2 separate regions of the Homo sapiens genome follow, and region 2 is linked to region 1. Evidence: read pairs that join two places in POLR2A ChIA-PET (ENCODE). Cell type or tissue: CD4-positive, alpha-beta T cell. All regions are shown on one strand. Each heading gives the region's core, and the rest is flanking DNA. Links, peaks and the distances in the headings are about the cores only.

Region 1 (4,517 bases), core at 243-4,242:
GGCTTCCTGACACCACACCTCAGAAGTGCCCACTTCCCACGAGTAGCACTAATGGCCACAGGACACCTCCTCTGCAGACGGAGCCCAGGAGGACCCATCACGGAGTCGGGCATGAGCTATTCATATCTGGTTCCTCTCCCTCGCTGTGGGTCTGATCAGTCTCACCCCTGCAGAGGCAGCTTGGGGGAAAGTGAGGAGCTGGTGTGAAATTCCAGGATGCCCCTGAACTTGGGAAGCAGCGGGCAGGAGTGTGGATGACACGCTCCTCCTCACACTCCAGCTCTGTTCTCTTGATGGATTGGCCACAGCGCTTTATTCTACGGTGGTGTCACACGGTGGGGGATGAGCCATCTCTCAGGGCAGAGCTACTCTGTCCATCCCAGGCAGCTCCCAGGGGCACCCTCTGCTCCTGTGTGGGTCCTTCTGTGCCTGCTGGTGGTGGATATGGGTGATTCCTGCCAAGAAGCCTTCAGACAAGTCAGACACCACATTAATGAAATCCCCTCCAAGGCTGAAGACCAAGTGGGGTCTCAGAGCTGTGGACAGAACTTAGAAGTCTATGGACCCAGAGCCGATCTGTGGCCATGTGGGAGTCACCTTAAGGCCTAGGGACAAGCCGGGCGAGGCCACAAGTTCACAGGCAACTCCTTTCACTGCTATAGTTCAGAATCACACTTAAAAACCAAGAGAATTGGGGCAGCCACAGTGATTGTGAGCTAGTCACCAAGTAATCCATTTTAAAAGTTGGTTGTCTTACGAGTCGATTACAGAAGAACAAGGATGCGTCTTTGATATTTATCTGCTCCTTTACCTTCCCCTGTTCCTCCTACTCCTTCCTGCAGGTCAGGGCCCACCTGGCCTCGTCCTAGTCAACCTAAAGGACATCCGTGCACGTCACCTGCAGTGCACATCTGCAGGGGAGGATTTCTCCCAGCTTTTGCTCTTCTGAACAGGTTTTTACCTCAACATGTTTTGAAGGATTTTTTTCATAGGTATAGAATTCTGGGTTGGCAAATTTTTTTTGAGCATTTTAAAGAAGTTGTTCCATTGTCTTCTGGCCTCCACTGTTTTTGCTGAGAAGTGAGGGATTTTCTCATCCTTGCAAGAACCTTATACCTTGTATGAGAAGTGTCTTTTTTTTCCACTGTCTTCAATAATTTTTTGATTTTCATTACTCTTACTATTTGATGCTTGGATATGGTTTTCTTTGTGTTGATCCTCCTAAAGGTTCTGAGATTCTTGGGTCTGTAAGTTGTTATTTTTTAAATCATATTTGGTGCCTTGGGCCATTATTTTTTTGAAACTTATTTATGGTTCAGTATCGCTCTCTTCTCTTTCCAAGGTTCAAACTACTAGTATGTTAGACAGTTCAGTACTGTCTCATATGTCTTTTCATTTTTCTAGATTCTTTCTCCTCTTCTTGAGACAAGATAATTTCTACTGGTGTGTCTTCAGGTTCACTGATTCTTTTTCCATCTGACTCCTAACCCCAAATCCCAGACCCCCCCAGCATGGGATTCTGATGCTTGGTTCTTGGGTCCTCATGATCTGACCAGTTCACCTGCACCCATGGCCCAACACCCAGAGTACAGGATTCCTGCCTCCCCTGGACATACCAGTTTCTGAAGCAGCATCCTCACTCTCTCCATGGCCACATTGTCTCCTCACAGACGCCCCCCAGACCACCCACCAGCACCCCCATTACTATCTCCTGAACCCATTTTCCCCAGCACTCAGCCCTGTATGGAATTATTTCATGCATTCATTTCTTCCTTTACTCATTTATTCATTGCCCACTGCTAGAATGCTCTTGAGGCCAAGACCTCGTTGCTGCTGGTACACAATATATATTTGTTGCATTAACAAATAACTTCTTGTATAGATTACTCTATGGCAGGGTTGGCTAACTTTCTGTAAAGGGCAGACAGCAAATATTTTAGCCTTTGCATGTTACAGTCTCTTCCATAACTATTCAGTTGTGCCACTATAGTGCAAAAGAAGCCACAGACAACACATAAACTAATGACATGCTGTGATCCAATAAGAGTTCATTTGAAAAACAGGCAGTGGGCCAAATGTGGCTCACAGACGATAGTTTGCCAACCTATGCTTTAAAGTTTTACTCTACAAAATTAAAGCTCAAAATACATTATTGCCTCAACATCTTCCTTGATAGCATGAAACAAAAGTGAAACAACGGGATTCGGTACTTTGAGTCGAGCCAGTGGTGCTATGTGCACGGTAGTAGCCTGAAAAAAATTGACAAAAAACCTGCATAACGTCAAACCAGAACATCCTGTTTACAGAAGAAACTAACCTCAAGGCCGAAGCTATTTATGGTGGAGCATGACGCGGGAAAGTACACGCGGGAAAATAAGATGTTGGGAAACACAGTGGAAACAACCACAAGGAAGACAACAGTTGTGTTTTTGTGTTACCCAGATGACAGGACCCAGGTATAAAGACCACCAGAGAAGCAGCTTCCAGACATCACCATCCTCCTCCCCAGTACCAGCCCAGCCACACGCCACCATGTGCCACACCAGCTGCTCCCCAGCCTGCCAGCCAACCTGCTGCATACACAGCCCCTGCCAGGCATCCTGCTATGTGCCCGTGAGCTGCCAGTCCTCCGTGTGCATGCCCGTGAGCTGCACGCGCATTGTGTGCGTGGCTCCCTCCTGCCAGCCCTCCGTGTGCGTGCCCGTGAGCTGCAGGCCCATCATATATGTGACTCCCTCTTGCCAATCTTCGGGGTGCTGCCAGCCCCCCTGCACCACTGCCCTCTGCAGACCCATCTCCTGCAGCACCCCTTCCTGCTGCTGACCAGCTGCTCCTGGTACACGGGGGTACACACCTGTATCCCTCCGTGAATAAGCATCTGGTGGACCCCCAGATTGCACACATAGGGCAGATGAAAAGCATGCCCAAGGAAACCTCTGAACTCTGGGGTGAGAACGTGGAAAAATGATTCAGACCTTCCATGACCCTGGGAACCCCCTCAAGGAAGTCTTGGCTGCCAGAGTCCTTCTCTCACTCCAGCAGGAAACTAAAACCCATGTGAGCCAAATAAATCGGCTGTCCCTATACACCTCGTCTCTCTCTTTTATCTTCATGTATTTCGTAAGTTCTTTCCTTGAAGGTACATACCAACTTCAATGGCAGCAGCACCTCTTCAGAGAGCCACCTTCCTGATGGCTGAGCTGAAGTGGAGGGTCCTTGGTTGGGGGAGTGGCCTGAAGGTTCTGTCCCCCGACTCCCTCCCCAAGCCTTGCACTGTGGGGTAATAAGATGTTGGGAAACACAGTGGAAACCACCATGAGGAAGACAACTCTTGCGTTTTTATGTTACCCAGATGCCTGGGACCCGGGTATAAAGACCACCAGAGAAGAAGCTTCCAGATGGAGCGTGTTGGGGGAGGGTAGAAGAAAACAATCCTCTACCCAGAAGGATGGACAAGAAATAGTCCTGGGCCCCAGATCCCATGCAATACCTCAAAGGATTACTGTGGCAAAGAGGGCAGGAAACTCTTTCAAACAACACCCACCACAAATACAGAGCAGAGTTCGTCTACCCCGGGAGGGGTAGCAGGAAGTCGAAGAAAGTCTCATTCTCCAAGTCCCACATGCAAAGGGCCTGCCTAAGACTGACACTGGACCAGGACAACAGAGAGCCCTCCTTTCTCCAGCTCCAGCCTAGCAGGCACAGCTCAATAAGCAACGTCAGCCTGCCTCTGGGGAAAGGCAGAAGTGTGTAGAGATCTCCTCTGAACGTCAGGCATGCAGGGGCGTGTGAAACTTAGGGTGGAGCAAAAGCGCTGACCTCCCCACCCCTCATCCTAAGCACAAGCACTGATGATACACCCTAAGCACAAGCACTGATACACCCTAAGCACAAGCACTGATACACCCTAAGCACAAGCACTGATACACCCTAAGCACAAGCGGTTGGTGCACTGAAGGTAACCACAGTAACAACAAAACCCAAACCACGGTCAGTGTCTGACCAGATTGACTCATCCACCTCCCCCCACACACTAATGGCCTGACAGGAAAAGAGACGCACGCATTTCCAGAAGGAACTGATGATGTCTGATATTCAATAAAAAATTATAAGATATGCAAAAAAGCAAGGAAAAACCAAGCCATTGTTGGGAGACAAAGAAATCAATAAAACTGGATTCAAAAGTGACCCAGGGGCTGGGCACAGTTCACCCCTGTAACCCCAGCACATTGGGAGGCTGAGGCTGGAGAGTCGTTTGAGCCTGGTGGTTCGAGGCTGCAGTGAGCTGAGATTGCACCACTGCACTCCAGCCTGGGTAAAAGAGCAAGACACTATCTCTAAAAACAGAAAGTAGAAAGTAAAATCACACAGGTGTTAGAGCTATCAGGTATAAACTTTACAATAACTATAATGAATAGATTAAAAGATCAAGAGTAAAGCATTAAAAACATAAATGAACAGATGGGTAATTTCAGCAGAGAAATGGAAACTATAAGAAAGGTCAAGTGGATATGGTA
Region 2 (4,260 bases), core at 261-4,260, 85 kb after region 1:
GCGACCCTGTTGGCAGGACCTCATTTTATTTTTGCCAAGAGCTTTCTTTTAATAAATCTCACCTTTCAACATGTCCACGTGCCTAATTTTTTCCTGGTAATGGGACAAGAACCCAGGTTTTAGCTGAGCTAAGGAGTAAAAATCCTGCATCATTTTGGTGGCCCATACAGGGACACGAGCAAAGGTGAGTAAATGCGGACCAAAACATCTTTTTCCCTTTTGTTTTTGAGCCTATTTGTCCTCAGACTTCTTCTGAAGGTAAAGGAAACAGGCCCCCACCCTTGCCACTCCCAGGGGTCAAGAATGTCGGCCTCGGTCCGACCCAGACTTTCTATGGCATTTTCCTTCATTGTTTGGGACAGATGGGCAAGCGGCAACTCCCCGCCCGCCTGGCCTCCCCTCCCAGCTGGGGCTGGGGTGCATAGCTCAAAGGCTGCATGTGGCAGGCTGGCCAGCATTCCCCACCATATGTCCATGGTGTCTCCTCATTCCATGACTGAGGAGTCCAGCTCCATTCAAGCCCTAGGGAAGAAACAGCAGTAAGTTTCTCTCCCTGTTGGAGGAAACTATTTGTATAAGAATAAGAGGTTCTTTCCCAAGGCATCTTTCCAACCCTGCACTTTAAGCTTTTTTTCTTTTCTCCACCAGGTCAGGAGTTAACTTTTAAGTGAGAGGGTTTTTTTCCCCCTTTTAGAAAGCACTTTAGTAGGCCAGAACCCTAGCTATCACTGTTTTTCTCTGTAAAGTTTTAATTATGAAAAAGGATTTGTAGGCCAGCTGCAGTGGCTCACATCTGTAATCCCTGCACTTTGGGAGGTCGAGGTGGGTGGATCACCTAAGGTCAGGAGTTCAAGACCAGCCTGGCCAACATGATGAAATCCTGTCTCTACTAAAAATACAAAAAATTAGCTGGGCATGGTGGTGCGCACCTGTAATCCCAGCTACTCAGGAGGCTGAGGTAGGAAAATCACTTGAACCCAGAAGGCAGAGGTTGCAGTGAGCTAAGATTGCGCCACTGCACTCCAGCCTGGGCAACAAGAGTAAAAAACTAGGAAGGAAGGAAGGAAGGAAGGAAGGAAGGAGGGAAGGAAGGAAGGAAGGAAGGAAGGAAGGAAGGAAGGGGGAGGGAGGGAGGGAAGGAAAGAAGGAAGGAAAGAAAGAAGGAAAGAGAGAAGAGAGAGAAAGATGAGAGAGAGGAGAGACAGAAAGAAAGGAAGGAAGGAAGGAAGGAAGGAAGGAGGAGGGAGGGAGGGAGGGAAGGAAAGAAGGAAGGAAAGAAAGAAGGAAAGAGAGAAGAGAGAGAAAGATGAGAGAGAGGAGAGACAGAAAGAAAGAAAGGAAGGAAGGAAGGAAGGAAGGAAGGAAGGAAGGAAGGAAGGAAGGAAGGAAAGATTTGTGAGTTGGTCTTAAGCTACAGCCAATCTGGTGTGCTCTGCATGTCTTTCTGTATGGTCAGTAGCAAACTTTGCTGCAGGCCTCCATCTTGTTTTATGTCCTTGGGAGCATGACCTGTAGCGACATGGCAGTGCTTTGGTTTAGCCTTCACCATTTTACAATGGCGGCCCAGGTCCAATCCTGGCTTAGGGAATGAGTTCTTTCTGGTTTGATATCTACATGACCTTTGCCATTTGTTGATTCCCTTCCCCTCCACAAACTGCCTTGGATTTTCCTTTCTCTGAACCTTCAGAAAAGTTTGAAAGCCAGAAATATTGGCCGCTTGGCATGGCTAAAGCTGGGTAATGAGATTTAAAAGGATTTTATTAAAGAGCACTCAGCTTAATTAAAAGTGGATATCCAAGTTACAGGTATATTTAAAAGGCCTTTGTTTTTCTCTTCTTGGATCTTGTTTTGCTGGAAAGAGGTTTTTTCTCAGTCAACTGAATTATTTTTCTCCATTTTGCCTTGCCACTCTTAATGCACACATGAAAGATGAGAGACCTCTGATTTCCTCATGGAGCCCCAGGAATTAGAGGCAGATGGATCCCTCTCAAAATCTGTTTTTGTCTCCCAGCTATATTTGCTTATGAGAGCCTGGAAACTGCATGTTTTCCTAGTCTTGCTCTTAAAGGGCTCCACCCAGAGGCCAACAATCCAATTATGAAAAATATTATAGCTACTGAATCTTCTTCTGCCTGTGTAGTTATATATGTGTTGTGTGTGTGATGTCTATTAAAAAAGAGCTCTAATTAATTGACTTAAGGAAGGATAAGCACTTGGATCAAATATTTTTTAAAGGTAAGATAAAAGCTGTGGTACCTTTTAGCTCACGTGACTTTAGTTTATGGCTTTTCCATAAATTGAGCATTGAAATAAAAGCCCAAAAGGGTTCTCTTAAGACACTAATCTGCTATCTAGCAAAATTTGTAAAGGGTTATAAAAAGTTTTTGCTTCTTAAAAAAATGTCTGAGTCATCATTTTGGTGAAATAAATAACTTATGGAAATCTGGAATTCTATTTCATAACATCAACTCTTTAAACTTCTAACATATTTGACAGGCTTCCCAAAATCAAATTCCTGTTTCAAAAATTGTCTTTCCTGATCCCTGGCTTTTGGATGCCACAGAGGGCCCCTGGAGCACCCAGAAGAGAGGTAAACAGGATTACCTGACACAGTTAGGTACATGGGATTACCAAAATGATCTTTAATATTCCTCAGGTTATATTTTAGGGAATAATATTAATATATGTTCCAAAGTTGTATGGGATTTCTAAAATTCTAATGTCTGAGTATATGCTATCGATCACAATTAAGGTTGTTAAGTTATTGTAAACTATGGAGATAACCAAATGTATTTGTCAGTTGTGTTTCTGACTGTAACTACCCTGGACATTTTGTTATTCATAGACAATTGTTGTCTTGTTTTGATCCTCTTCAAAGGATGGTTTATAATCAGCTACAGAACTTCACCAGGTGCTCTCAAATGCAGGTTTCTAATAATTTTGGAGATTGTGACATTAGAATAAAGGAAAAATGTACCAGACTCATGAAGAGCTGAAATGTTCACAAATAGCAAGTAAAACAAGAGTTAACTGAAAGGACTGAACTAATAGAAAACTGAAGTAATATTTTTTACTTTTGCTTGGAAAATTGCTGATCCTTTTGTTTTTAGAGTCAAGGAAACATTTTGAGCTATTTATGGCCTTTAATAACTAAGTAAGGTATACTACTGTGAACACAATTTGGAACATATTTGTCTCTCTCTCTGCCTGGCTTCTCCGGGATTTGGAAACTAGTTGTAAGTATTCTTAACTTATGACAATATAGTTGTTTGCATCAGTGCAATAAGAATCCATTTTCTTTTGCAACAAGACACAATTGGAGAAACTGGTTGTTTTACCAAGGCTTTGACTAGAAGGGTATGCTCACCTTTAAGGAGTCAAGCTCGATTTGCAGAGCCAACAAAAGACCCTTGGGAAAACTGGCCTCATAACTGGTCTACACAGTCCCCATACAGGGTTCCTAACCTGTGGTGAGTAAAGCATGTCACTTTCTAACAGGTCCAGGAACTCCATGCTATTGGGACCTCAAGAAGAGAGTTGTTTACCCAGCTTACAAGTATTTGAGGGTACAATCTCAGCTTTAGAAAGGCCTATCTGACATTCCTTGTGAAACAGAGTTCCATCAAAGCCCATGTAAATCTAAAAGGCCCACGTTAAAATAATTATGCTTGCTGCTCTTTATGCAAATAATCAGGCCAAGTATAAGACTAAAGTCTGTTTTGCAAACAACTCAGTCCTATCATGATTTGTTTTTAAAAATGAGGACTGGAGAGAGACATTATGTTTCAAAACTTATCATACGTTTGTCATTAAACTCTAGACTCATTCGTTGTTTTTGCGTTTTGCCTACATTTTAGACTAACCCTGCTTATTCCTGTGAACCAACCAGCCATCTCCAACTGCAGCTCAGAAGGAACAAAAGGGGATGGGTAATGTAAAAATCTGGATCCATATTTAATTCTGAGCAATGATCCTGCAAATCCTGCCAGGTGATGGGAATAAATATAGTGCCCATCACCTGGAGGTTTCCTTTTTGTGAAAGTAAGACCAAGGGAGCTAACCAAAGCCAAGCCCCATGCACCCAGACCTTAGCAAGCATAACTATATCCACCAGTTATCAGGGCATGTCACAGGACATCCTTTTCTCTCCCTTGTTGGAGGAGGACTCAATTCCGCAGCTTCACCTTACCATTCAGCCTATGATAAGGAGTCCATGCAACCTCCTCGAGACACATTTTTGTCCCAAACTCAATTTCAACC

The links. ChIA-PET counts read pairs that join two places held together with the same protein. Peaks named below come from ENCODE experiments on the same cell type or tissue, not always from the same donor. Only the 100,000 strongest peaks of a DNase experiment are listed, where the experiment ranks them.
Region 2: POLR2A ChIA-PET joins it to region 1 with 8 read pairs; 6 of 35 experiments call an interaction of 5 or more read pairs at or near these places.

What each region holds. Positions count from the first base shown.
Region 1 is chr21:44,655,448-44,659,964 of GRCh38, forward strand. The region is part of intron 1 of TSPEAR (thrombospondin type laminin G domain and EAR repeats); the gene reads right to left. KRTAP12-3 (keratin associated protein 12-3) reads left to right here and starts at 2,485. Exons shown (of 1, transcript NM_198697.2): 1 at 2,485-2,894. The coding sequence starts at 2,533. The coding sequence ends at 2,823. RefSeq lists enhancers at 1-176, 177-677, 2,147-3,118. In CD4-positive, alpha-beta T cell, for the core only: no CTCF peak of the experiment used is centred there; DNase peaks (open chromatin) are centred at 2,284 and 3,584; H3K4me3 peaks cover 555 bases; H3K27ac peaks cover 2,853 bases.
Region 2 is chr21:44,740,551-44,744,810 of GRCh38, forward strand. No RefSeq gene overlaps it. Among named protein-coding and RNA genes, the nearest start is that of TSPEAR, 31 kb to the left of the region's middle. In CD4-positive, alpha-beta T cell, for the core only: CTCF peaks have their summits at 2,082 (motif pointing left) and 2,287; a DNase peak (open chromatin) is centred at 2,061.